Linked DNA regions of Homo sapiens: region 1 is linked to region 2. A link is an interaction called in ENCODE POLR2A ChIA-PET data of the cell type or tissue named here. Cell type or tissue: HepG2. All regions are shown on one strand. Each heading gives the region's core, and the rest is flanking DNA. Links, peaks and the distances in the headings are about the cores only.

Evidence for each region. Peaks named below come from ENCODE experiments on the same cell type or tissue, not always from the same donor. Only the 100,000 strongest peaks of a DNase experiment are listed, where the experiment ranks them.
Region 1: POLR2A ChIA-PET joins it to region 2 with 5 read pairs; 12 of 35 experiments call an interaction of 5 or more read pairs at or near these places.

Annotation. Positions count from the first base shown.
Region 1 is chr6:89,137,519-89,142,897 of GRCh38, reverse strand. All of the region lies in intron 2 of LOC101929004 (a long non-coding RNA gene), which reads left to right. It also overlaps a transcript of PM20D2 not described here. Among named protein-coding and RNA genes, the nearest start is that of PM20D2, 5.8 kb to the left of the region's middle. In HepG2, for the core only: no CTCF peak of the experiment used is centred there; a DNase peak (open chromatin) is centred at 2,397.
Region 2 is chr6:88,970,906-88,976,284 of GRCh38, reverse strand. No RefSeq gene overlaps it. Among named protein-coding and RNA genes, the nearest start is that of RNGTT, 10 kb to the right of the region's middle. RefSeq lists an enhancer at 2,800-3,421. In HepG2, for the core only: a CTCF peak has its summit at 716 (motif pointing left); a DNase peak (open chromatin) is centred at 3,054.

The sequences.
Region 1 (5,379 bases), core at 307-5,306, 170 kb before region 2:
TCACGAGGTCAGGAGATGGAGACCATCCTGGCTAACATGGTGAAACCCCGTCTCTACTAAAAAATACAAAAAATTAGCCGGGCGTGGTGGCACGCACCTGTAGTCCCAGCTATTCGGGAGGCTGAGGCAGGAGAATGGCGTGAACCCGGGAGGTGGAGCTTGCAGTGAGCCGAGATCGCGTCACTGCACTCCAGCCTGGGTGACAGAGCGAGACTCCGTCTCAAAAAATAATAATAATAATAATAATTGTGGGGGAAAGGAATAAAAAGTGCAAAAATGATTTAATCCAAGGAGAGAGTGCAGATATTTCACCAAAAAAATCAAACTTATAATACCTTCAAAATATATGATATTTCCAAAAGTGCATGTGAATCCAGCCTACATCGTTTCAGTTTAACAATACTTGGAACTACAGCAATTTTCTCCTGAACAAAATGCTGGCCACTGCACGATTTGAGGACTGCTGCTGCCAGCATGGAGAAGAAGCAAATCACAGTGTCACTTTGGTATACTGGTCATTTACAACATTCTCCTAAGCATCCCCAGACACACATGCAAACTTGGTTAACTCCAGAAACTTCTCTAGCTGAAACAAACACGTAACACGCACTAGATAGCACATGTAAAATCAATCTGGGCTAAGGTGTTGGAAGAGCTGGTTGTCATATGGCAGAAAGCAGACAACTAAGAGAGTAGGTGAGCAGAAAGGTGAATTTGATTGGGGATGAAGGGACATAGAGGAAGTGTACAACACATTGCTAAGGAATTACAACTTTAGCTGGTTTTGGTGGCTCATGCCTGTAATCCCAGCACTTTAAGAGGCTGAGGTGGGAGGATAGCTTGAGCCCAGGGGTTCAAAACCAGCCAGGACAATATAGGGAGACCCTGACTCTACAAAAAATAAAATAAAATAAAATAAATAGTAAATAAGCCAAGCATGGTGGCACACATTTGTGGTCCCAGCTCCTCTGGAGGCTGAGGTTTGAGGATCGCTTGAGCCCGGGAGGTCAAAGCTACAGTAAGCATGATTGCACCACTGCACTCCAGTCTGGGCAACAGAGTGAGACTTTTGTCTCAAAGTAAAATAAAACTTGGACAATGGCTAAACTATTGGATGTTATTAAGCAGGAGAGAGACAAGATCAGAAATTTGTTCTACAAGAATAATTGATGACTATTTGGAAGATGAATTGGAAACAGACTTAGGTCTGAGATAAGTTAAAAGCTTTTGCAGGCCAGGCGTGGTGGCTCACGCTTGTAATCCCAGCACTTTGGGAGGCCGAGATGGGCGAATCACTTGAGGTCAGGAGTTTGAGACCAGCCTGCCCAACATGGTGAAACCTCATCTCTACTAAAAACACAACAATTAGCTGGGTGTTGGGGCGGGCGCCTGTAATCCCAGCTACTCAGGAGGCTAAGGCAGGAGAATCACTTGAACCTGGGAGGTGGAGGTTGCAGTGAGCCAAGATTGTGTCACTGCACTCCAGCCTGGGTGACAGAGTGAGACTCTGTCTTTAAAAAATAATTTAAAAAATTAAAAATAAATAAAAGGCTCTTGCAAAGTCCAAGGATTCCAGAAACATTCCGTGGGCAGAAATGGCCAGACTTAATTCCTCACTGAATGTCTGTTTAGGTGAAGAAGGTGCTCCAGAGAAAGGGGGAAAGAGAACTGAAGTTTCTCGGGTTAACAGCTGAGTGAATGGTAAAGCCATGAAACAAAATAGGGGAAATAAGAGAGTGAGGGGCAAATTGATGGATGTGCATTAGACACGTGGAGAGGAGGTAGATGCAGTTGTCCAGGAGGAGACCAGCAGAGCACCAAGGAAAGTGCATTTCTACATAGCTAGTATGAGTAATGGTATACCCAGAGGGGAATTAAACCATCCAGGGAGTGAGTGAGTTGAAAGGGAAAAATGTAAGCTGAGGAAACAACCCTGAAAAACAAAAAGGGAATGAGCAAAAATACCTGACAGACCCTTGCTTCTGCTGGGCAAGATTCTATTACAACTCGTTTTCAAGTTCTGTGCGGATTTCTTCAAATGGCCCACAAAGTGAAGGCAGTGACTTTAAAGCCCTGAATGTCCTGGTACCTGATGACCTGAGGCTCCCTTTGGCTTCCCTTCTCTTGGCAGTGAGATTAGCTGCTCTGTTCTCCATCACTATTCCTGGAAATGAGGACAGGGAGGTTCTGAGAGGATAGGCTTTTCCTTTGCCCTGATTCCCCACAGTGTGTACAAAACAACACTGCAAAGACGTAACCCAGCTTGTGGTTAACAAGAACATTTCTCTCCTACCGTTATGGCTTAGGAAAATGGGTGGAGAACTTTGACTGCCCCTGGTCCTCTATACAACATCTAGAGCTTGGGCCCGGTGCAGTGCTTTTAAAGTCCTTGAAGAGATTGATCCCTCAAGCAATGTGTTCACCTCGACTGTGTACATACCATGGTTAATAATTACCTTTACTAAGGATTCACTTCTCAAACTTCCTGGTCAATTTGTTGCTACATATTTCAAAGATGCTAGCAGGAATGGATGGCAGGTATAGATGGTCACAGGGTTACAATCCTCAAGGTGTTCTGTGGGAATAAATTTTTATTAAAAATGTGATAAGTCATTAATAAAAATATGTGTGTTCTAAAAATTAGTAAATAGGACAGGACTGGTGCTTCATGCCTGTAATCCCAGCATGTTAGGAGGCCAAGGCAAGAGGATTGCTTGAGCTCAGGGGTTTGAGATCAGCCTGAGCAACATGGTGAGACCACCCCCCCATCTCTACAAAAAAGTTAACAAAAAAAATCAGCTGGGTGTGGTGGTATGTGCCTGTAGTCCCAGCTCTCTGTCTCTGCATGTGCATATGCTCACGTTTGTGTAACAAATGTAATTTGTTTATGGCTGGGGCCCTTTTGCAGCTTCTCCGTTTGCTCCATTTTTATCTTTAGGCCAGACTTGAGGCATTAAATTCAAATCCAGACCACTGATGGTTATATTTTATTGAATGCTTTGAAGGGAGATAAAGAAAGCATTACATCATACCTTGCACTGTAAACTTTCCTTAAAATGCTTTAAGCATTTCTCTTTTCCCCCAGAACCTCTCTCCCTCTGGCAACTGACTCATCTCTCCTTTCCTGCCTATATATACCCAACAGCCACTCCAGCTGGGGCCCCACCCTTATCACCTTATTTATTTATTTGAGACAGGGTCTTGCTCTGCCACGCGGGCCAGAGTGCAGGGGCGTGATCACAGGTCATTGCTGATTCAATCTCCCAGGCTCAAGCAATCCTCCACCTCAGCATCCAGAGTAGCTGGAACTACAGGTCCAAGTGCTAACCTCCAGTGTGACTGTATTTGGGAGCAGGACTTTAGGGAGGTAATTAAAGTGAAATAAGGTCATAAGGGTGGCTCTCGCCTATAATCCCAGCACTTTAGGAGGCTGAGGCAGGAGAATGGCTTGAGCCTAGGAGTTCGTGCACAGACCAGCCTGGCCAACATGAGACTTTACCTCTCCAAAAGAATACAAAAAATTAGCTGGGTATGGTGGCACAGGAATGTAATCACGGTGCTATGGGAGGCCTAGGCAGGAAGATTGCCTGAGGCCAGGAGTTTGAGACCAGCCTGAGAAACACAGCAAGACCCCATCTTCTCACACAAAAAAAATTTAAAAACTAGCTGGTCATGGTGGCATGTGCCTGTAGTCCTATCTATTAGGGAGGATCAACTGAGCCCAGGAGTTTGGTAAGCAATGATTGTGCCACTGCACTCCAGCCTGGGCAACACAGTGAGACTAGGTCTCTAAAAAAAAAGCAAAGATTAAAATGTTCCTCAAAAGCTTCATTTTACAGTCCTATTTGCTCTAATATTAAGTTTTCTATGTCAACTAACAAAAATTTCATCATTGCTATTATTGTAAGCTACCTGACTTCACTAAAACTACCTTTCTTTGTTATAAATTAATTTGGCTTAGGGGAAAAGTTTGTTCAAGATGAACTATGATAGAGATATTTATTTATTTGTTTATTTATTTATTTATTTTTCTAAGACAGAGTCTCACACTGTCACCAAGGCTGGAGTGCAGTGGTGCCATCTCTGCTCACTGCAACCTTTGCCTCCCAAGTTCAAGCAATTCTCCCACCTCAGCCACCCAAGTAGTTGGGACTACAGGAGTGCACCACTACACCCATCTAATTTTTGTATTTTTAGTAGAGATGGGGTTTCACCATGTTGGCCAGGATAGTCTCGACCTCCTGACCTCAAGTGATCTGCCCGCCTTTGTGATTAGCACTTTGGCCTCCCAAAGTAAGCCACCATGCCAGGACTGATAGAGATATTTAATTCAATTTTTTTCAGGCAAATGTGATAGCTGGCCAATTTTTTTTTTCGTTTTTTAAAATCTTTTGTTTTTTAGAAACCTCACCTGGAAAATTTCCAAAAACCTAGAATGCCATTTTTATTACCATTTCAGAAAAGTAAATACTTTCTTCATTGTCTAATTCATACCAAGTGGCAGCAGTTGATGCTCTCATTTCTTTTCTTGTCTAAAATTAGCTTATAATTGTACCCGAGTGTTGTTGTTGGCAAGTGGTCCAATTTCTTTCTCCAGGAACACTTGACCATGCAGAGGTCTGCAACCATGAAGACATATAATATGGTTCTATCATGTTGCTTTGAAAGTTTGATGCTGGGTGCATGGTCTCATGCCTGTACTCCCAACACTTAGGGAGGCCAAGGCAGGAGAATGGCTTGAGCTTAGGAGTTTTAAGACCAGCCTGGGAAATATAGGAAATATAGTGAGACCTTGTCTCTACAACAAATGCAAAAATTAAAAAAAAAAAAAAGAAATCTTGAAACCCCAGATTTGACCATAGCACTAAATACCAAGGGTTAGTACAAGACAAAATTAATTGTAGAACAGTGTATGCTGTTGAATGGAAGTGAACCAAAATTATATTGAAAATGTGAATAAAAGGCCTAAAAATCAAAGTTATTAAACTGGAATGTCCAATGGTTTATATTTACCATTAGAAGAGACCTATACCACATAAATTAATTTTAGAGTAATAGAGAAACTACCAAAGGAAACAAACAATGAATATGTCTGAAGGAAAGAGAGAAAAAAAGAGGGGGAATAAGGAAACAGTATGCAGCTGTAAAATTTTCATATTGCTGTAGTCTGGTCTAAATATTTCTATTTTTAAAACTGTCTGCAATAAAATAATAAAATAAAAAATTGTAATATGCATTTTTAGCCCAGGCATTACACAGTGAAGGTGAAGTAAGTTTAAGAAAACAAGCTAAGCTAAATAAATAAATGGAAAGGCCAAAATAGCTTATTACCAGCCTCTTTGCTTTTGATTAATGGCTAAATAATTTTCATGCAAGATC
Region 2 (5,379 bases), core at 282-5,281:
TCCCTCTGTTGCCCAGGCTGGAGTGCAGTGGTGTGATCTCGGCTCACTCCAACCTCCACCTTCTGGTTTCAAGCAATTCTCCTGCCTCTGCCTCCCGAGTAGCTGGGATTACAGGTGTGCACCACCATGCTCTGCTAATTTTTGTATTTTTAGTAGAGATGGGGTTTCATCATGTTGGCCAGGCTGGTCTCAAACTACTGGCCTCATGTGATCTGCCTGCCTCAGCCTCCCAAAGTGCTGGGTTACAGGGGTGAGCCACCATGCCAGGCCTGCATAAGTATTTTTTGCATAAGGTTGTGATGGCCTTTGTGCAAGGTTGTGGTTTTTGCAGTCTTTTGTGATGGCTTCTGTTATCAGGCACACACACATGAGGGCCCTCTTTTCATACCCTTTACCTGGCTCTATTTGTCAGGATTTGTTTTTGTTTTTGGTGGCGGTGGTTTTTAAAAAACAGAAGTGACTCCATTTTGATTCTGACAACTTTCACAGTTCTCAGAAGGAAGACATACAGCAACCAAATTCCTGGGGCAACCAGAAACTGGAAGAGGCAAGGAAGGATCCTCCCTTAGAGGCATTAAAGAGAACATGGCCCTGCCAACACCTTGCATATGTCTAGCCTCCAGAACCAGGAGAGAATACATTCTTCTTGTTTTAAGCCACCCAGCTTGTGGCCTTTTGTTACAGCAGCTCTAGGAAACTGATGGGCGCCCTCTAATGGGAGGTGAGCCTCTAGAGTCCGAGGGCATTTTCTGGGGCGGACCCCTGGTGAGTGAGGACTATGGAGATACTGGCAGGTATGTTAAGTTAATGCTTGCCACCTCCAAAGGGATACCTCATGGTTGCTGCCTTTGAAGACCTCAGTGCTCTTAAAGCAAACAGTGATTTAGTATTTGTGACTGAATGAGTTCTTTAGAACATTCTTTTTGGGCATTAAAAGCTCAAGAGTGTACCAGGTAAATTCTCTTTAAAATAACTTGGGAAAAGTTTGCTGAATTTATACCAAGGTTAGAGACTTTGGTTCAGAGAACGCTGGCTCCAGGAGCTTTAGAACCAGAAAGCATCAGTTAGAAGAGGGGCAGGTCCAGGTTTTGCGTGGCTTTGTATTAGTTTCCTAGGGCTATTGTAAAAGAGTACCAAACACTGAGTGGCTTAAAACAACCGATGTTTATTGTCTCACAGTTTTGGAGGCTAGCGGTCTGAAACCAACGTGTTGGCAGGGCCGTGCTCCCTCTGACAGCTCTAGGGGAGAAACCTCACTTGCTGCTTCTAGCTTCTGGTGTCTGCCAGCAATCCTTGGCATTCCTTGACTTGTAGATGTGTCACACAGCCATCTTTCCTCTGTGTGTCTTCATGTCATCCTCCCTGCCAGTCTTTACGTCCATATGTCCCCCCTCTTACGAGATACCAGCCATACTGAACTAGGGCCCAACCTAATGAACTCATTTGCACCTGATAACCTTTATACAGACCCTATTTCCAAAGGTGGTCATATTCTGAGGTACTAGGGGTTAGGACTTCAATGTATCTTTTTTTTTTTTTTTGAATTTTGAGACAGGGTCTTGCTCTGTCGCCCAGGCTGGGAGTGTGGTGGTGCAATCTCCGCTCATTGCAACCTCTGCCTCCTAGGTTCAAGCAATTCTCCTGCTTCAGCCTTCTGAGTAGCTGGCACTACAGGCATGTACCACCACACCCAGCTAATTTTTGTTATTATTATTATTTTTTTTTGTAGAGGCAGGATTTGGCCATGTTGCCCAGGCTGGTCTGAAACTCCTGAGCTCAAGTGATCTGCCCACCTCTGCCTCCCAAAGTGCTGGGATTACAGGCATGAGCCACTGCACCCAGCCAAGGACTTCAACATATTTTCAGTGGTGGACAATTCAACACATAACAGTTTTGAACTTAAACAACTTGGTGTGGGAGGGGGGAGGTAAGAGGGGAGCATATCCCTTTAAAAATATCCTTTTCAATGATATAAAATTACAAATAACTAATTTGGCCTTGGGAGGAGCTTATGCAAGTAAGAAGCCTCATAGTAAGTTTTCTGGTATCTTCTGTTGGCAGGTATCATTTGACAACAATGAAGTAATATCACATCCATATTTAATTCCTATGAATTTACCTGTACAAGTGTGGGCATACAAGAGAGAGAGGCTGCTTGTTGTTTTGCTCCCTGGACCTGTACCATGGAGTAAGATGTGAACTGAGACCTTTTGGAGAGGAGCATCAGGCTGTGAAAAGTGTGATTCTGTTGTTTAAAGATTGCTATTTTTTATATGACGGGGCCTACATGCTAAAGACTTCAAGTGGTGCTCCGATGAAAAAAACAATGGAGGGTAATTCTGAGTTTTTCTTTTGTCCAAAACCCTGAGTTTAGAACCTGACCTCTATGTGAGATGGGACTCTAGCGTTCTTCCTCAGCTCTAAACTTAACCCAATTTGATCTCCTTCTGAACTTCTCCCATCCACCAAAGCTGGTACAGTACAGGAAGGAGGCGGAGGTGGTGGGTCATCAGTATGAGAAGGGAGCTAGGCACATAGGCACCAGCTCAGTCCCTGCCTGGTAGAGATGAGGATCGATCAAAAAAGCAACACTGTTCAGTCTCAGAGGGGGTACATTTCTGTAATAGCCTTTAATAGTTGAGTAAGGCATAAACACCTGTTGGGGAAAAAGTTAGCAAAAAAACCTCCTGTCAACCCAGAAAATTCTCTTCATAAATGTAGGGGAAAAAAAGAGTTGTATTATTGAGTAGGCATTAAACCAGACTGAGATGTGCATCACAGGCCATCCATTCATGAGATTGCAGAGACAGAAAGAAACCTCACTCTTTTACATATCCAAGTACATACAATCCTTTACATACATGTTCTCAAGATAAACAATAACTTGTCCTTATAGAGGAGGACTTGGTAGTATCATTTGTTATATACTCATGGTTCATCCTAGGTTCACTTGGTTATTGGCAGTGGCCATCTGTGTTAGTTAACTGCTGTTATCTGAAAGAAAAACAAAACTCACTCCTAACACAAACAGGTAGTTACTGAGAACAAAGAGCCTTAGGCTAGGGTGACAGGAAGATAGGGGCACTATCTTACTTGATGTTTACATTTCAAAGAGATAGTGGAGGTGGGAGGATCTCTTGAGCTCAGGCGTTCAAGACCAGCCTGGCATAGTGAGATGCCATTTGTAAAATAAAATAAAATAAAAAAAAACAAGACATACTTCCCAGACCCTAAGAAAAACACTTCTTGTTGTAAGGGCTGTAGGGCAGGCAAGAGGCTCATTTTGCTTTTGAAAAGATTTATCTGCATATCAGCTGGGTGCTGTGGCTCACACCTGTAATCCCAGTGTTGAACAACTTTCTTCTTGGTTCAGCTAAGAGCTGGGTCCTTGCCACATGGCCATGAAATATTAGGCTCGCAGACACGTGGAAGGGTGAGAATAATGAAATTTACTGGGCAAAAAGAAAAAAAAGGGAAATGGGGACTCTCTGCAAAGCCAGAGTCCTGCAAGTGTGCTTCCCAGCTCACAGATTGAATCCCAGGTTCCACTCAGGAAGAGGAGGGGCCAGGCTCTTCCCCCCTGCAAATGGTGCAAACTTCCCGAGGCTCCACCCCAGTGTACACTTCTCCCAGTGCACAGGCCAGCTGGAGTTTCTCCAGGGACCCCTTTATACTTGGCTGTACATTGCGAGGGAGGAGCTACCTGTGCTCTGAGAATGGGCAGGTCCCCTTTCCCGGGCTGGGGTGAGGAATGGGGACCAGGGAACACCTGCCTGTCCAGGAAGAGTATCCGTACACCCTAGAAAGAAGCTGAGCAGCCTCTGGAGGTGACACTCCAGAATGAGTGGGAGGGAGCTGCCATTTAGCAGGTGTTTAGCGGTCTGTGCTCTAAAGAAGTCCATCTAACTGCCATTAGGATAAGCATGATGACCAATCTTAACTGCTTCCTGCTGTTAAGGGGGGCGATGTTTGGGGAAACAGCAGTTAGAGCTGCCTCAGAGGCCTATTTAAGGGTTCCTAGCAGAAGGGGCCGTCATCAGAGGCTCTGGTTGTGTGATTGTTTGGAGTTTGATGGCCTGAAGGCAAGAAGAGACAAATCGGGTTATTAGAAAACATGTATTAAAATGAAACAAGGGGAGGGGTAAGGGCAGCTCAAAAATCCCAAGGCCTTTTACCAGTTTGCATGGGGAGAGGGAGGCCACAAGCCCTACTGGTAGTAAACTTGACCCTTTTGCCAGCATGTTGGGCTTCTTCCAACATGGGTTCCCTTCTTCCAACAGGGCGTTCCCTTCCCCTGAGCCTAATCCTAAACCAACCAGTTTAAGGTTTGGGAAATTAACCTTTCCAGTTTGGAGGATGCATCTGAGGGGAGTGTCCTGTAGTACGAAGATGCAATTACCTATCTGTGAAGAGAGGACAGAGGAGGAGAGAGGAAAAAAGAAGGAGCTTTTTAAAGGAGTCTCAGGGGTTCAGGATGCATTTGAAAAAGGTACAGACTGAAGATGAATGGCTACCCATCTAAAAGAACGGGAGCAGGAGTCTCTTGTTCCCTTCTCTTCCTAGCAGATACCCCAGGTATGTGAGGGAGAGAGGGAAGAACATTCTCTTTCCCACTTCTGTCTTTGCATCCCTGCGTCCCGGTGACCTTGTCAGGTGCTGCCGTGGGTGCCAAAGTGGCTTGCACCCATGAAGCAAGGAGGGCCTAGAAAATAGGAATTATCTGATCTCACCACTGTTTCTATCCCACCTACTGTCAGTAGTCTGGAGTTCCCTAGACCTTATTTATGCCATGGATACTAGCATGATCTTTATCCATGAAACAGGAGGCTTGGCTTAATCGGCAGGAATCAGCCATGCTCACCTGTGCTGTGCCTTTAAACTTCTGTTATCGTCTGCCTCTGCATCCCTCAGATCCAGTTTTCTTTCCTAGGGCTTTAACGCAAAGCTTGGAATTGAGTTTGGGACAAAAATGTGTCTAGGGTGGGGACTGCATGAACTCCTTCTCATAAGCCAAATGCTAAGGTGAAACTGTGGAACTGAGTCCTCCTCCAACAAGGGAGAGAAAGGGATGTCTTGTGACACACCCAGATAACTGGTGGCTATAGTTATGCTTGCTTAGGATTTGGGCACATCGTGCTTGACTTTGGTTAGCTCCCTTGGTCTTACTTTCCCAAAAAGGAAACCTCTGAGTGATGGGCATCCTATTTATTCCCATCACCTGGCAGGATTTGAAGGATAATTGGTCAGAACTAGAATATTGGTCTGGATTTTTACATTACCCATCCCTCTTGTTCTTTCTGGGCTACAGCCAGAGATTGCTGGTTGGTTCACAGGAACAAGCAGGGTTAGTTTAAAATGTAGGCAAAAACTTACAGACAA